2 separate regions of the Homo sapiens genome follow, and region 2 is linked to region 1. Evidence: read pairs that join two places in POLR2A ChIA-PET (ENCODE). Cell type or tissue: OCI-LY7. All regions are shown on one strand.

The links. Peaks named below come from ENCODE experiments on the same cell type or tissue, not always from the same donor. Only the 100,000 strongest peaks of a DNase experiment are listed, where the experiment ranks them.
Region 2: POLR2A ChIA-PET joins it to region 1 with 6 read pairs; 2 of 35 experiments call an interaction of 5 or more read pairs at or near these places.

Annotation. Positions count from the first base shown.
Region 1 is chr15:33,184,489-33,192,488 of GRCh38, forward strand. The region is part of intron 2 of FMN1 (formin 1); the gene reads right to left. Among named protein-coding and RNA genes, the nearest start is that of FMN1, 6.2 kb to the right of the region's middle. RefSeq lists a silencer at 4,246-4,305. In OCI-LY7, no CTCF peak of the experiment used is centred here; a DNase peak (open chromatin) is centred at 4,323; H3K4me3 peaks cover 1,469 bases; H3K27ac peaks cover 1,950 bases.
Region 2 is chr15:33,668,209-33,676,208 of GRCh38, forward strand. It overlaps RYR3 (ryanodine receptor 3), which reads left to right. Exons shown (of 104, transcript NM_001036.6): 37 at 1,146-1,248; 38 at 2,211-2,348. Among named protein-coding and RNA genes, the nearest start is that of CHRM5, 300 kb to the right of the region's middle. In OCI-LY7, CTCF peaks have their summits at 7,227 (motif pointing left) and 7,428; DNase peaks (open chromatin) are centred at 3,463 and 7,243; H3K4me3 peaks cover 1,230 bases; H3K27ac peaks cover 1,501 bases.

The DNA of each region.
Region 1 (8,000 bases):
ATCTTTTTTTTTTCTTTTTTTTTTTTCCCTGAGACAGAATCGCACTCCTTCTTCACCCAGGCTGAAATGCAGTGGCACAGTCTCAGCTCACTGCAACCTCCGCCTCCCGGGTTCAAGCAATTCTTGTGCCTCAGCCTCTCAAGCAGCTGGGATTACAGGCGGGCGCCACCACACTCAGCTAATTTTCATATTTTTAGTAGAGATGGGTTTACGCCATGTTGGCCAGGCTGGTCTCAAACTCCTGACCTCAAGTGATCTGCCCACCTCGGCCTCCCAAAATGCTGGGATTACAGGTAAGAACCACCGCGCCCAGCTATAATTTAGACCTTTTTTTACTTATGTTGCAAATCGTATCCTTAAAATTACTTGAGAATCCAGTTTACAAAGCGGAAAAGACTGTATTCTTTTGAATGCTCTTTATAAATGTAATCCACTTAAGTAAATGAAGAGCTGATGAATATGCTACGTTATATGTGTGCTTATATTGTTAAAGGTTTTTACATGAAGAGAGATTATGAAAAGCTTCACGATACCAGACTATGTCTAATGGGGTCATTAAGTTCAGGATTTTCAAACTAAGTGGATTTCCTTGTCCTTCTTGTTTAAAGCATGATTATTGAAGGTTAGCATCTGCTTGCTGTGGTAAGTGACAAACTAGAGTAATCCAGTTCTCAACCCCAAGTTAAGAATAATAATTTAAAATACACAACAGTTGCATAGTCGTAATGTTTTGGAGGTTGTCAATAAAATACCTGAGCCACCTGTTTAGGTGCCATGGCAATATCTTTTTTCATTTATTTGGGAAAAGTTTGGGAGAAAAGTTGGTAGTCCTATTGGTTCCTTAAAATAATTCAAGGAATCTATTGTTTCCTGTAGAAATTCAGTATTCTCTGGGTTTTGTATTATTATATTAATATTATAGAAGGTGTTTTCTATTTGAGTAAAACACTGCCTGTGAAAATTTTAATTACCGTTAATTCCAATTTAGAGAATAGAAAGTAAATTTTTGTTTCCTTTACTTTTTAGAGAAGTCTTATTTCAATGAAAATTTGTAGTAATTTTTTTTTAATAAAGTAAGAATTTTTTTTTTTTTTTTTTTTTTACACAGAGTTTCACTCTTGTTGCCCAGGCTGGAGTGCAGTGGCATGATCTTGGCTCACTGCAACCTCTGCCTTCCAGGTTCAAGCGATTCTCCTGCCTCAGCCTCCCAGTTAGCTGGGATTACAGGCACGTGCCACCACACCCAGCTAATTTTGTATTTTTAGTAGAGACAGGGTTTCACCATGTTGGCCAGGCTGGTCTCGAACTCCTGACCTCAGGTGATCCTCTCACCTCGGCCTCCCAAAGAGCTGGGATTATAGGCATGAGCCCCTGTGCCTAGTCAGGAAGAAGTTTTTTATAAATTATATTCATGAAATGCTTTCATGCCTATTGAATTCTATAAAAATGCAGGTTGGAATTTCTAGTCTACAAGTTAATAATAGTCATAGGGAAAATGATGGAATCTTAGATTTAAAGAAAACTTAGACATTATTCATCTCATCCCACCTCCTTCCCAAGGCTGGGCCCTCTCCTTCAATGCAACCTTTGTGAATGGTTCTCCAGTCTCACCTTGAGCTCTTCTATTGCAAAGAGTTCTGTGCCCCAAAAGGAAGCCTCATGGCCTTCCAGACAGCTCTAAATGTAAAAAAAAAAAAAAACCTCTCCTTTTCTAAGTCAAAATCTATTTCCATTCATTTATTTTCATTGGTGCTTTTTTCTCACTTCCAGAGCTGCAGTGAGTATATCCAACTCCTTTCCTGCCCAATGGCCCTTTAAACACCTGACCACCAATCATGTTTCCTGAGACACTTTCTCATGCTGAGTAAACCATCCCAGGCCCTTCAGCAAGCCCTCAAATAGAAAAGTGTTTAGCCTCGAAAATCCTACATATTTCTGACTGTTCTCTAGTTTATCAGTGACCCTGCTACAAAACAGTGCTGACAGTTTTAAATGTTCCTCAAAAAAAAAAATAAATAAAAGTGAAAGTTTTGCCAGGATCACAAATACAGTTCTTGCAACTGTCACTTTAAATTATTAGAAAAACACATCTTAAATAGCCAGATTCTATCTTACTATCTCTTCACCTATCTTAAGTTTCAGTTTCCTCTTCATCATGTTTTTCTTTCTTTGCAAATTTGAAGACCATTCTTAAGTTTCTCTTGGTTGCGAGCAAATGAAACTGATTTTGGCTACCTTAAGCAAAAAGAGAAGCATATTGAATCTCATGAAATTCATGGGCAGTTTCATAAAATCAGAGAAAGAGTAGAAAGGCCAAGAGTTGGAAGAAGAGAAAGCAGAGGCTTCCAGTGGCCTCCTGCATCAGGCTCACAGGTATCTCCCTGGAGCACTTCTCTTACTGCGACTTAACTCCAGTGACTCTTAGTCAATGCAGTCCTTCAACCCAAAACTCCAGTTTTGGGAAGACATTCCATCTGGCCCACCTTGGATCAGATTTCCAGATCCCTGGTTTAACTAGTCCTGCCCAGGAACAGAGTCATGTCTACAGGGACCCCACACCTATATATTGGGGTCATTCCCAGAGAAAAGAAAGTAGATATGAACAAGGCAGACATCCCCAATTGCTGTACTTCTAAAAAAAGTAATATTCAGAAACATTGATATTAATCTATGTTTACTTTTATTTCTCCTTGTATTTTCCCCTTTGCTTAACCCCCACTAAGGCAGGTATTAGAATTGGAATTCATTGCATCAGGAGAGGTATGTGGTAAGGAGAAAAAGATAAATAGCCTGTGATTATTCCTAGATTGTGTTTCTCAAAATTCTAAACTCTTAGAACACAGGGAATTTCTTGAAGCATGTAAAAAGGAGTGAGATTTATCAACACAAAGAGTCCTGAAGAACCCTGAAAAAAGAATTATCTCCCCAGGGCTGTTGGGAAAGGAAGGCAAGAGGCTTGTGGATGCTGGAGGAAGGACACCCAGGCCCTACTTCCTGGCAGTGTCCCCAGAGAGGTCACAAGACCCTAGAGCCCTGCGTGCTATATCTAGGTAAGTAGGAACCATAGGAAATGTCAACAAAAGAATTCTGTGGGTCAAGCTCCAATGGGACACAGCCACAGATGACTACAACTGAGAGAGCTGGGAGAGCAGAATTACTGGGTGCTACAGAGTAACCCATGCATTCTGATGCCTCAATGACCAGAAGGTCCCTCTTCCCATGCCGTGGCACTGTCAGTCCCCTGGAGCCTTGACACAACTCTGGGGGGTGGTATAATACTGAGAAGGACTGAGGTTAAGTTTTCCACTTTTCCAGAAAGAAAAGGCTTGAAATAGAAATGAACATGGTTTCTAAAAAATAAAGAGATAATTTTCATATACCTGTCTTTGTAGATGGAGACTCTTATCTGCAAGGCTTGAATGAAAATGACAGGAGTAAAATGAAAATTGAGTAGTTCTGCTTCCTTGCTCTCTGTGAATTTGGCCCATCTTTTTCAAGCAGCTGGATTTGTACATCATGCACTGATTGAAATGCTAAAAGCCCTCTTTTTAAAAAGTCAACTTTGGCCGGGCACGGTGGCTCATGCCTGTAATCCCAGCACTTTGGGAGGCCGAGGCGGGCAGATCACAAGGTCAGGAGTTCGAGACCAGCCTGGCCAAGATGGTGAAACCCTGTCTCTACTAAAAATGCAAAAAAAAAAAATCAGCCAGGTGTGGTGGCGCACGCCTGTGATCCCAGCTACTCAGGAAGCTGAGGCAGGAGAATTGCTTGAACCCAGGAGGCAGAGGTTGCGTTGAGCCAAGATCATGCTGCTGCACTCCAGCCTGGGCGACAGAGGGAGACTTTGTCTCAAAAAAAAAGTCGAGTTAGCATTTTTTTCAAATCCTCTTGTTATTCATGACCTTAGTGTTCCTGAAGCTGTTGCCCTGGGTCCATGTCATACCTTTCTATACATAGTCTTAGACTATATCTCCCTTTCCTCTCTTCTGTGTGTTTCTTCCTTCTTAGATGTGGTTCAGGCAGAAGGTCCCTGCACAACTACTTTGGAGTCTTCAGCTGTGTCTCCCTTTTGCTTTATCATTTGCCAAGTTTGTGACTATGATATCAGAATTTTGTTTTTCTTAATAAATTCTGTTAAGTTCCTGAATTTAGCTAATGGTGCTGCAATGTGGCAGCTATTGATACATTTTAACAAAAGATGAAGAAAAAAAAAAAGTCAAGACCTAGAAACTGAGTCTGAGAGTTGACTGCCTTCATTTTCGTAGGCTGCAGGGCTGTTACTTCCTAAAGAGAAGTTGAGTGATGTAATGAACAAAGCCCAGGGAGTCAGGTGACCTGGATCTATTCTTGGCTGTGCCACTGACCGTGTGTGACCTTGGGCAAGTCACTTTTAATCTCCCATCTCAGTTTTCTCCACTGTATAACTAGAAAAATATCTTGTCACTTAACAAGAGAAAATTTGGGCATAAGAGTTACTGTTGCTTGCTGCTTGAAAAAACTTTAAGGTTTTTTTGTTTCAACCTACCACAGTCTTCCTTAAGATGGTGTGGTATCATGGAGTTTCAGTTCTTCAAATATCGTGAAAATTAGAATTAAATTGTTTTCGGAGGTTAAAATTAGGACCAGTTGAAAATAAATCAGAGGGTGATCTTAACACAAGGCCAGTACCTCCATTATGTGTGATATGTTTTATTCATATTTACTTGGGGTTGGATGGGTAGGAAAGAGGGAAAGCCCGGCTAGTCTCCTGTAAGTAGAAGGTAGAGGATGCTACAATAGAAATAGAAATAAAGAGAGATGGGGACATTGGCAAACAAGGACAGGACTGATGCCAATTCTGTAGATGAAATCCATTTTCTGCAGAACTGTGGGCTTTTAAAAAATTATTTGCAAAGCTCTCCAAATATGAGCTAGGCTTAGAAAATTTTCTGAAGTGGCTGCCTTCATCTAAAAAGAGAAAGGAGAATAATTCTAATGCCTAAAAAAGCAACTCTTGCTTTTCACTATATTCATACCCAGCATACTGAACTTTATTTATGGTTTATCCTGCTTTGTAAGTTTAAAACATGATAAAGCCAGGAACGTTCTCTGTGGCTTAGGCTTACTAGAGCACAGATAGAAAATAGAATGCAAGCCTAGCAGGTACATACTATCCAGATTCCATTGAGAGCCGGCCCCGTAAGCAAACACATTAATCTCTATGATCCTTGATTTCCTCATCTGTAGGAGAGGTACAGCATCATTTACCTACTTCACAGAGGAACCAGCAGATTACATAACCAAAGAAAGGAATTTAAGTCTTCTGTATTAAGCCAAGGATGGACACAGAGAAAACATACAACTCATGCTCACTTGAGTCTTGCCCTTGGAATAGACTTTGAGGACATTTTTCTCAGAATAGAGCATCAACAAACTACATGGACTCCCTGGTGTAACGGTGAGAAATCAGCTTTATTAGGACGCACAGGGCTGAGACCATAGGGATGTGCTTTCGGTCAGTGAAGAGATCAAAGCAGCAATGCACACTTTGAAAATGGTAACAAAGATTTTACTCACTGCCTCTTGGGGACTGAACACATTTAAACATAACAATGTTTGCTCAGTTGTAATTCTCACAGAGGAGGAAGACCATTAAACACTGTGGCAGCAATTCTTCCCAAATACTTTCTCCATTCTGGCTCAGCAATCCTTACAATAGCAAAGAGCAAAAAACCTGCTCTTTAATACTTAGAAGTATTATCTTCTCTACTGAGAAGAGACTGAAAAGAGTTCTTGAAACTCTAAAGAAGAGATTTTAGAGAACATGAGACAGTGCTACAGTCACCTGTGTGCTGCTCAAAAGATGGCATTCATTCAATTTCATTTGAATTTCATTTGTGCAAATATTAAGGTTTTGGAAACCATGAGGTTTCCCAAAATTACTATGGTGAGTGAATCACCAGGGAGGGCTTCTCCTAATAAGTAGACAGTTCTCTTTCTCTTTGAGAGGTCCATATTTTTCCTTATGTTTCACGGAGGACATCATTGGAGAAAGCACCTAGGCCTAGATGAATGTGGATAGATACTCACGTGGGGGAAAAATGGAAAAACAGGGCAACTATGGCTAAAGGAGTGTTTAACAACAAGCACTGCTGTCTGACGCATTTCTAGACTACTAGTCTTCAGATCGTATCATGTTCTCTGAGCTTCTTTAACAAAAACATGAACTAGAGCACTCATACTGGAAGGCCTGTGGCAGGGGTGTGAGTACTAGTATCCTGGCAGCAGCATCATAAAGGTGTCTCCTGCCCCACTTTTACAGCCTTGTCTATCCTCCCAGTCAGCATTCTGGCGGTCCCTGCTACTTCTCCATTAATGCCCAGATCCTGATGACAAACATGAACGTTAAAAAGTCCTGGCTGGCCGGACGTGGTAACTCACGCCTGTAATCCCAGCACTTTGGAAGGCCGAGGCAGGCAGATCACAAGGTCAGGAGATCAAGACCATCCTGGCTAACACGGTGAAACCCCATCTCTACTAAAAATACAAAAAATTAGCCAGGCGTGGTGGTGGGCACCTGTAGACCCAGCTATTCAGGAGGCTGAAGCAGGAGAATGGCGTGAACCCGGGAGGCGGAGCTTGCAGTGTGTTGAGACCGTGCCACTGCACTCCAGCCTGGGCAACAGAGCGAGACTCCATCTCAAAAAAAAAAAAAAAGTCCTGGCTACCTCCAAAATATTTTGCCCAATAGCCTGTCACGTGGAAGACCACAGTAAAAAAGCGTTTCATTTGAAAGGTGTTCATCATTAGCAGTGACCTATGACACTTTAGAAGGAAGAGATAGGCATAGTTCGAATAAGATGGAACATAAAACAAGTCAGTATCAAGTTAAGGAAATAGGAGGTGTGTTGGTTAAAGAAAAAAAAACTTAACTAGTAGTCTGCTTCCTAGAGAGATGCATTACAGAGATCATGGTCATTTCAGGCCAGTGGGGAGGTAAGGATGTCCACAAGGAGGACCAACTCTCTTCTCTCTCCCTCATCCTCAAACATGCACTAAGGCAGTATTTGCTGAAAGCGTAGATAAGCACAGAAATCCAGGTTACTCTGGGAGATTGTTTACTTTTAGCCAGGGAACTTGAGAAACATAAGTGAGAGGGAATGCTCCATTTCTCAGACCCTTGCTTTTATGCGCTGACAAGGTAAAGAGGTTTGTTTCCTTCTTTACATCTCCCCGCTTTAGTAATTACTATTTTGCAGAGCATGGGGTTGATGCTTTGTCAGCACTTCAGCACAGACACTAAATACAGAGATGCTTCAGTTCCTTCACAGTGCCAGCCTGTTGGTGCAAGCTTATATTTGCTGCAGGAGAATACAATTCCCATGGTTTAGCGTCTCTGCAAGATCAGGCAAATCAGATTAACAGCTGTAATTCTGTCAACACAGGCTGGGACCTGTTGAGAATTAAGCTGATATTTAAGACAGAGACTATGTACATCTAAAAATAATAGCTACTCTTAAAACCAGGTCCCAAAAAGAGATTATGAATAGCCCCTAAACGTGGTCATACTACCAACCAGTAGCATCACTGCAAGATATGAAATATCCATTATGAACTTTTACACTGATACGAATAAAGTTTTAATAAGAAAACCATTAAAGGCAAGATCATCTAAAGCACACCACAGCTTGGGATGGTGTGCATGAATCCAAAACTTTAACGTAAAACTAGACTTTGAGGCATGGTATATGAGATAGGAGAGAAGCATTTCTCAATTTTCTATCAAGGATATTTACCATCATCACATCAAGTTCCAGTCTGTCCCCATTCCTCTTCCTCTGGGAACAGCTCCACCAATTTTATGTCTGGAAAGGGAGGATGACCAGGATATGAGACCTACCCTTAGACAATCATAGGTCCTATGGGACCCCATTCCCTTGGCCAAAGCATTTGGTCTAGGCAGGGTTAAGCCTGTGACAAAGGCTTCATCAATCACAGTCAATGCATTGAACACTCAGTGA
Region 2 (8,000 bases), 480 kb after region 1:
CGGGAGGCTGAGGCAGGAGAATGGCGTGAACCCGGGAGGCGGAGCTTGCAGTGAGCCGGGATTGTGCCACTGCACTCCAGCCTGGGCAACAGAGCGAGACTCTGTCTCAAAAAAACAAACAAACAAACAAAAAAACTTGTAGACAAAATTAAAAGCTGACCAAAAGCTGGGCCAATACATGTAGAGTATAAAAGTATATAAAAAGTTAAAAATCTAGAGGTGTCCAAAGCACTCAGGGGCAAATTTTTTAAAGATAATTACCCAGTAGAAAAATAGAGGAAAAACATGGATGGGAAATTTATGAAATACAAAATAAAATTAATCTTTATGTGTGAAAAAACAAATTTCAACCTCACCAATTAAGCATAAATTAAAGCAACAGGGATAGGACATTTTTCACCCATTCAATTGAAAATATTTGAAAATGTGTTAACTCTTATTACTGTAACGAAGATGGCATAGTAATACACACTTGTATAAACTTGTTAATAATGCAAATTGTAAGCTTTCTGAAGGGCAATTTGTAAATTCATATAAAAAAACATTAAAATATGCAAACCTGTTCCTCTAGTCATTTTGCTTCTGGGAGTTTATTCTAAGAAAATAATCAGAGACATGAAAAAAAATTATTTTAAAGGAAACTCAAACCAGCTTTATAAGGACAAATAATAGAAACAAATATGTCATAACAGAGTTAATTTTACATAAATTATAATTCTTCCATATAATTACAATGCACCTATTAAAAATTGGATTAAGAAAGTAAGAAAATGTTCAAGTAACATTAAGTGGAAAACTCTGGTTTTTAAAAGGTGTATCTGGAATGTGATCCCATTCTGTGCGTATACCTACATAATGTCAGGAAGACATTAGCTAAAATATTAACAGTAGTTATCTCGGGGTGGTGGAATCACAGTAAATTTTCTTATTTAGGTATTTTCCAAATGTTATACAATTAATAAGTTACTTTTAGAATCAGGAAAAGGTGAAAGCTACTTGTAAATATTGGCCACTTTTACCAAAAAAAAAAAAATCACTAAGTAAAATAAATTTGAAAAGAATGTAAGTGTCTGTCTAAGGCAGGATCTGAGTTCCCTTGGCCAACATTGAGAACCAACTAGCTATTCTTCTCTTGCCTCTCAAAGATCAACATGCTGCTTAACTTTCAACTGGGAGAGAACTGCCCCTGCCCAGAGGAGATTCGGGAGGAGCTGTATGATTTCCATGAGGACCTTCTCCTTCACTGTGGTAAGCTGCCCAGAGAAAGGCTTTGTCCTTTTTTTACAAGAAGAGTCTGTTTTTGATTCCTTCATTAGAAAGCTAGTGGGAGGTTGGGAAGTTATTTTTGTATTTAAAATTGCAATACTGTCTTTCAAGACGTGACTATCCTAGCTACTTGTGTCAGAAAAGATACAGGAAGTAACCCTGACAGAATATATGACCAAAATTCCTTCTACCTAAAAGAGCCTGTGCTGAGATATAGAGAGGAAACAGGGTTTCTAGCAAAAGAATGAAGACAACTGATCCTTATATAAACCTCACCTAATTTGCTTAAAGTTAGTTGGGACTCTCAGCTTCCAGGTGAGACAAGATTCTGATCTCTTTGCTTTTTAGCTATTAGGGGTGTGTGTGTGTGGGGGGGGGGGGGGGTGTGGGTGTGTGGGTGTGTGTGGTGTGTGTGTGTGTGTGTGTGTGTTTAGTAACTTCTGCCCTTAAGGCTTCTCAGCCAGCAATCTCTACTTGGATACGTACCTACTGGTTTTAAGCAGCTCTCAGCATTTGTGTTGCTTGTACATGGGTAGGTTTAATAATATATGGGTAATTGACAAGCTTTTCATTTGAAATAACTCATTGTTAACTTCTTCTACAGATTCTAGGGCCACGTCCCCCAAACATTCTTCCAGAGGTTTCAACACTATAAGAGTGTATGTAATCCCCCTTACACTCTTTCAGAGGTTTTGGGGGTACAGATTCAAAACACATGTTTTAGGATTAAACTTACTTGTTGTTCTGATAAACAGGAAATCAATATTTTTTTTTTCAAAAGCTATAAGATAGGTAACTATTCACGAGAATAGTATCTTTAGAAAGCCTGTAGTATCTTTAGAAAGTTCCAGAAGGATGGGAAGCAGTTTTTTAAATGTTCTTTGTGACACTATGATGGTTTCATGCACTGCTTTGGATTTTCACCCTGTTCTGTGGCTTGCTAGGGGTTCCTTTGGAAGAAGAGGAAGAGGAGGAGGAGGACACCTCCTGGACAGGAAAACTCTGTGCCTTGGTTTACAAAATCAAAGGCCCACCCAAGCCAGAGAAGGAGCAGCCGACGGAGGAGGAGGAGAGATGCCCCAGTAAGTGACATTGCCTTTAAATGACAGTGTGCTCTTCTAAGACTTAATTAATGTAACTTTTTTTAAACAAATACTGTAAGATAGATAGGGGCTGCTTAACTTCAAAGAAAGCATCTGGGCAGTATGTTATAATTGCTGGTGGTTCAGTTACGTATTTTGGGTTCTGCCTTTCTTCTGATTGAAGAAACTTACTTTCATACTGTCCTGAAACCTGAGATGGGTTGCTTGGTGTCTGTTCTTGCTGTCGTGTTCTACTTAGAGGTGCCTGTAAATACATGTCTGTTCTTCTTTTAGGTTTCCATAGTCTTCCTCTTTTAACCATTATTGTTTCTTAACGATTATTGTTTCTGTCACTTCCCTTTGTGGTTCCTTAGCATTGAAAATTGCCCCAGAGAGAAAATAAAATAATAATAAAAGAGAGTTTGTAAAGGATATAGGATATGAGTTTGGGGGGGTTGTTTTTGGATTTGGGGTATGATTTTTGAAAATGTAGCATCCTAGAAACTTTGACTTCCTATTTTTCAACAATGCCGAGCTTTGTCTAGATTTATCTCTCTAATCCTTATACTATAGATGACTCCTACCGTTTTGACCCATGATGAAACAAGATTATAACTTGTTCTGCAGGGCTGTTAGACTATCTCTAGGACATGAAATTTCAAGAGGAAGATTGTCTTGTCTGAGTATTATATATAATCAGTCTACTCCTTGGTACAGATTCAGCAAATTTATCATTTGTTTAAAGAAGAAGGAATTTCTCAGGTTTAATATCGTTGCTTTTTATCTTGTTACCTATTCCTATCCATCTTGGAACACCCTTTCAAATCGTAGACTAGAGCAATTGACTGTCAAGATAGGATCAGTTTGTCTGAAAACACTACTTTGGGGTTCATACATCTTACTGCCCTTACTGCCCTTTATATCGACCTTTCAACTTTGTCAGAATATCTCTGAAGGGAACAAATCTCACCATTTGTCATCGGAAGTATTGAAACCTCTGGAAGAGTGTATGGGGGACTTGGCAATGGCAACCCTTGATAGGGTAGTTCCATCAGTCACTCTGGAAAGGGCGGGTCTTTTGTGAGGATGTGCCAGCAGCACTCTAAAGCCACAAAAACGTGAGTTTAGGCTCCCTTTGTGGTTACCGCCAAAGGAGAACTGAAAATAGGCTGAGTTACCCATATGTCTCCTATATCACCTGCTGAGAGTCTCTTTTGAAAGTGGTTGCTTCTTTCCCACCTTCTTTTTCTTTTTTTTTTTTTTTTTTTTTTTTCCTGAGACAGGGTCTTGCTCTGTCACCCAGGCTGGAGTGCAGTGGTGTGATCTCCACTCACTGCAACCTCCACCTCACGGTTCAAGCGATTCTCCTGCCTCAGCCTCCCAAATAGCTGGGATTACAGGCATGCGCCACCATGTCTGGCTAATTTTTGTATTTTTAGTAGAGACAGGGTTTCATCATGTTGGCCAGGTTGGTCTCGAACTTTTGACCTCAAGCAGTCTGCCCTCCTCAGCCTCCCAAAGTGCTGGGATTACAGGCATGAGCCACCACAGCTGGCCCTTTCCCACCTTCTTTTTAACAGAGAGTTTGTCATGGCTGGCGGGGGGTGGGGTCCCACCAGGTGACCATTTCATGTGAGGTAAATGGAGTCAGTCAGATGAAGTCACTTGTCACCTGCCTCTGTGAAGCCTCCCCCTACATCTGTGAATGGTGTTCGGGCACCAAGGATTGCAGTCTGCAGCCCCGCTACCTCAGGCCTCAGGCACACAGACCACATTCTGTCTGTCTTGGCAAAACACGCACACCCGAGAGGCCAGCCCTGTATGAGACTGCGTGTCTTCACCTCATGCTTCTTCCCTTCCACAGGAGGAGTTATGAGAGGTTCACGTTTCGTGTCATAAGTACTCTATCTTGGGATCCCAGAAATAGACGAAATGGTTGAGGTGATCAGGCATGTTTGGCTTCTCTGCTGAATGTTCCAGACATGATGAATCCCCTCACTCAAGCCTGGCATTTTAAAATAAATTCTAGAGAGTGGTTTAACAACCACCACCCCCATAAATTGTTTTTAATATGATCAGATGGAGACAAGGTTGCTGATTACAGAACCATATGCATTAAAGGGTCAAAATCCTTTAAATTATTGGTAATTTTGTTCATGCTATTGCGTATCTGATTTCTATTACCCTTGCATTTGATGAAATAATAAAAGTGTAGATAGTGTTAGAAACGTTATACAATGAATTGGCAGTTTACTGAATACTTCCACACATATTCATTTACTGCTGTTAGTTTTCTACACTCCTCCATTGTATAGTTGGGGGAAGCAGGACTCAGAAGAATTAAGGGGTACTTGTTTATTCTTTCTACCCTTACCCGTTCCAGAAAAACGTCCGGGTGTCTGATTGTCACCAACCTAAGGTACGTAAAGTGAGTAAAGCTATGGCTTGAAGGCAGGTCTTCTGTCTCTTTGTATTGTGCTGTGCTTCTCCACTGTACCCTTGCCAAAGAACTTACCAGCATACATACCATGAGCTACAAACACATTTGGAATGGCTTTTTAAAATCACTCTTTTTATCTTGCCTACTACATCTGTGAGATATCTCACTGTTTTGACTCAAAATCTGAACCCAACGGAATTCAATGTTTTAACATTTAAAAGTTCACCAAACCAAGGATCTGAATCATTTTCAGATAAGGTGGTGGTGGGCTCACCCCGCAGTCCCTCTGCTGTGAGCAGTTGATGTTGGCCAATGACCTGCAGAGAAGCCACAACTTTTCTAGGAAAGAGAGAGCAACAGTGTCCTGAAACTCACATTCTGAAATCTGCTAGCTGGCTCAATGTTGAAGGGATTTGCCTAAATTAACTCCAAGCCATATTGTTAATGAAAGCTGTTACAATATTATCAAAGGATCAAATGATAATGAACAAGTGAAAAAATCTAACAATAGTAGCCACTGTACTAAGTCACTTTTTTTTCGTATCTCCATCCAGAAAATTCCCTAGAAAATGTTTTGCTTGTTCCTTCTGGCCAGTACTTTTCCAACGCTGCAGTTTAAGCAGCATTTCCTTCAATGTAAATATATAGGCATTGAATTATTCTTCCAGAAGAGGCTGACCATCTATTTCTCCTAAATTCTAAAATTAACAAAATAAAAACCATCTGTCAAATTTTACAGATTAAAATTCGGTAAATTCTTGATCTCTGCCATTTGTTGAATGCTTTCCCCATGGGAGAAGGAAGCTCCACGCTGGCATCTTATCTCTATGCTTAGAGGTCTTGAGATGACCCATTGCAATTCAGCTTTGGGTGGCATCGGTTAAGAACTGAGTTATAGGTGAGCATGGCTGAGTCTTTCTGAAGGAGGTGAACATCCCTCTTCTGTCTTTAGCCCTGTGCTGTTTGCCACAGAATGTTACCTCTCGCAGAGATTAGGTGGCACTCTTGGCCTTGAATAGTGCCTGCTCTCCCCTGCCACTCTTCTCCTAATGAAGACCAGAACTGGAGGTGACCTTGAACCTGTCAAGCCCCAAAGTCCTTACGTATGTTACCTCTTGCCTATTCACTGAACAGCCTAGGAGCCCTAAACCAAAATTCTCTCCCAGCTAAATGCTGTAGCATGTTTAGTGCTGAGAAGAAGAAAACATCTATACGAAATAAGTCCTAGCCCCTCAACACAAATACGCACATGCAAAGTGAGATAACTTAGTAGTAAGTACATCTGCAGAGCTCAGGCAGTATTTCTAAGCCTCTTCTCTAAATTCTCTCCAAAGAGCCTCTCCCTAAACACACACACACACAAACACCTCCTCTGTGAAGTCTTTCAAACTCATTCTTTTTCCCTCTACCCCTTCCATATTGTGGAATTTCTAGTAGTGTATGTATGACTTTCCACGTTATGTGAGGTACTTGTATATGTGTTTGTTTTCCTCACCAGGTCTTAATGCAGGGAACATGTCGTACTTGTTTCCACACTCAGCTCTATGGCACAAATCTTTTTGACCTCCAACTGAATATTGGTTACTTGAGGCTCATAAAAAAGAAGAAAACAGGGACCTTTCAGAAAAAGGAGGAAATGGGTATGGCTAGGCAACTCAAAATAATCATGAGGTTGGATGTATTGTAATAAAAGTACAGACAAAATACAGTAGGTGGCCAGAGGAGGAGATTGGGAAATTGTCTGTGAAGAATGTAGATGGATGGATAAAATAAGAAGGAAAAGGCATTTTTAATGAAAAAAAAAAAAAAAGCTGCTTCAACAAAGGCCCATGTGCAGCAAAGTTCATGTCATATACAGGAGTGGCAACAAGTTGAGAATGGCTGAATTATAAAAAGAATAGAATGGGTCAGAATGGAAAAAAAAAAAAAAAAGAGTGGTGTTAGAATATAGAACATCTTGAAAAATCCAGTGGCTATAGTCCCAGTTACTGGGGAGGCTGAAGCAGGAGAATGGGGTGAACCCAGGAGGCGGAGCTTGCAGTGAGCCGAGATAGTGCCACTGCAGTCCGGCCTGGGTGACAGAGCGAAAATTCTGTCTCAAAAATCCAGCAGCTAAACCGTATGCAGGCTTAGAGTGTTACTCTTTGTTATGCCCATGTATTTTGTAATATTTGGTCTCCCAGTTGTGGGGAGGGAGGGGCTAACACTTACGTGGTACCCACTTTGTCCTGAGCATTGTCTTGAGCACTTCCATAAATATTACCTCGTTTAATTCTCATGAGAACAATCTGTAATACACAATTCTATTTCTATTTTACAATTGAAACTGAAGTAAAGACAGAGTAAGTAACTTTCCAAAATCACACAGAGGTGGCATAAAACTTCAAAACTTTGTCAACCTGAATTCAACGCCCATCCTTGTCACTTATGTAATAACATCCTGCCCCCTATAGGCAATGGCTGTGAAACGGCTTAAGGACTAAATGATTAATTTACTTAACAGTACTGAGATAGTTATGAGCACAGGGCTCCGGAGTTAGGCTACCTAGTCTTAAGTTATTAACTTCTCCCAAAATTCATGATATCCAGGAGACTGAGCATGAGACAGCTTCTCTGTGCCTCAGTTTTCTCATCTATAAAATGGACATGGCATATACATACTTACCTCATTGGGTTGATATAAGCATTACATTAGTTAATATGTGCAAATTGCTTAAATGTGTGTCTGGCATATAGTAAGCGCTTAATTTTAACTATTTTTTGGCTATCGTTTGTTGATTACTTGCCATCTTAGGCACAAATCAAGCTGCTTTAGCAAGACAATAGTCTTTTAATTAATGATTTAGCCCTTACCAGCTTTGTGTAGCCCTCCCTGCAGCAGGGAGACATTGGGAACAGGAGCATCCATTAGGATTTCATCGCAGTGCTCTGGGTGAGAGGTTCTGAGGACTTGAATAAGGCTGGTATGGTAGCCAGGATAATTGCCCCCCAAAGATGTTCACATCCCAATTCCTAGAACCTGTGGATATGTTAGGTTAAATGGTCAAAAAAAATGCAGATGGAATTAAGAGTGCTAATCAGGAAATCTCGATTATTGGAGTTGACCCAAAGTAATCCCAAGGGTTCTCAAGAGTGAGAGAGATTGACAGAAGAGAGCCAGAGATATGCAACATGAAAAGGGTGTGGCTTAAATTTCCTGAAGGAAGGGGTCA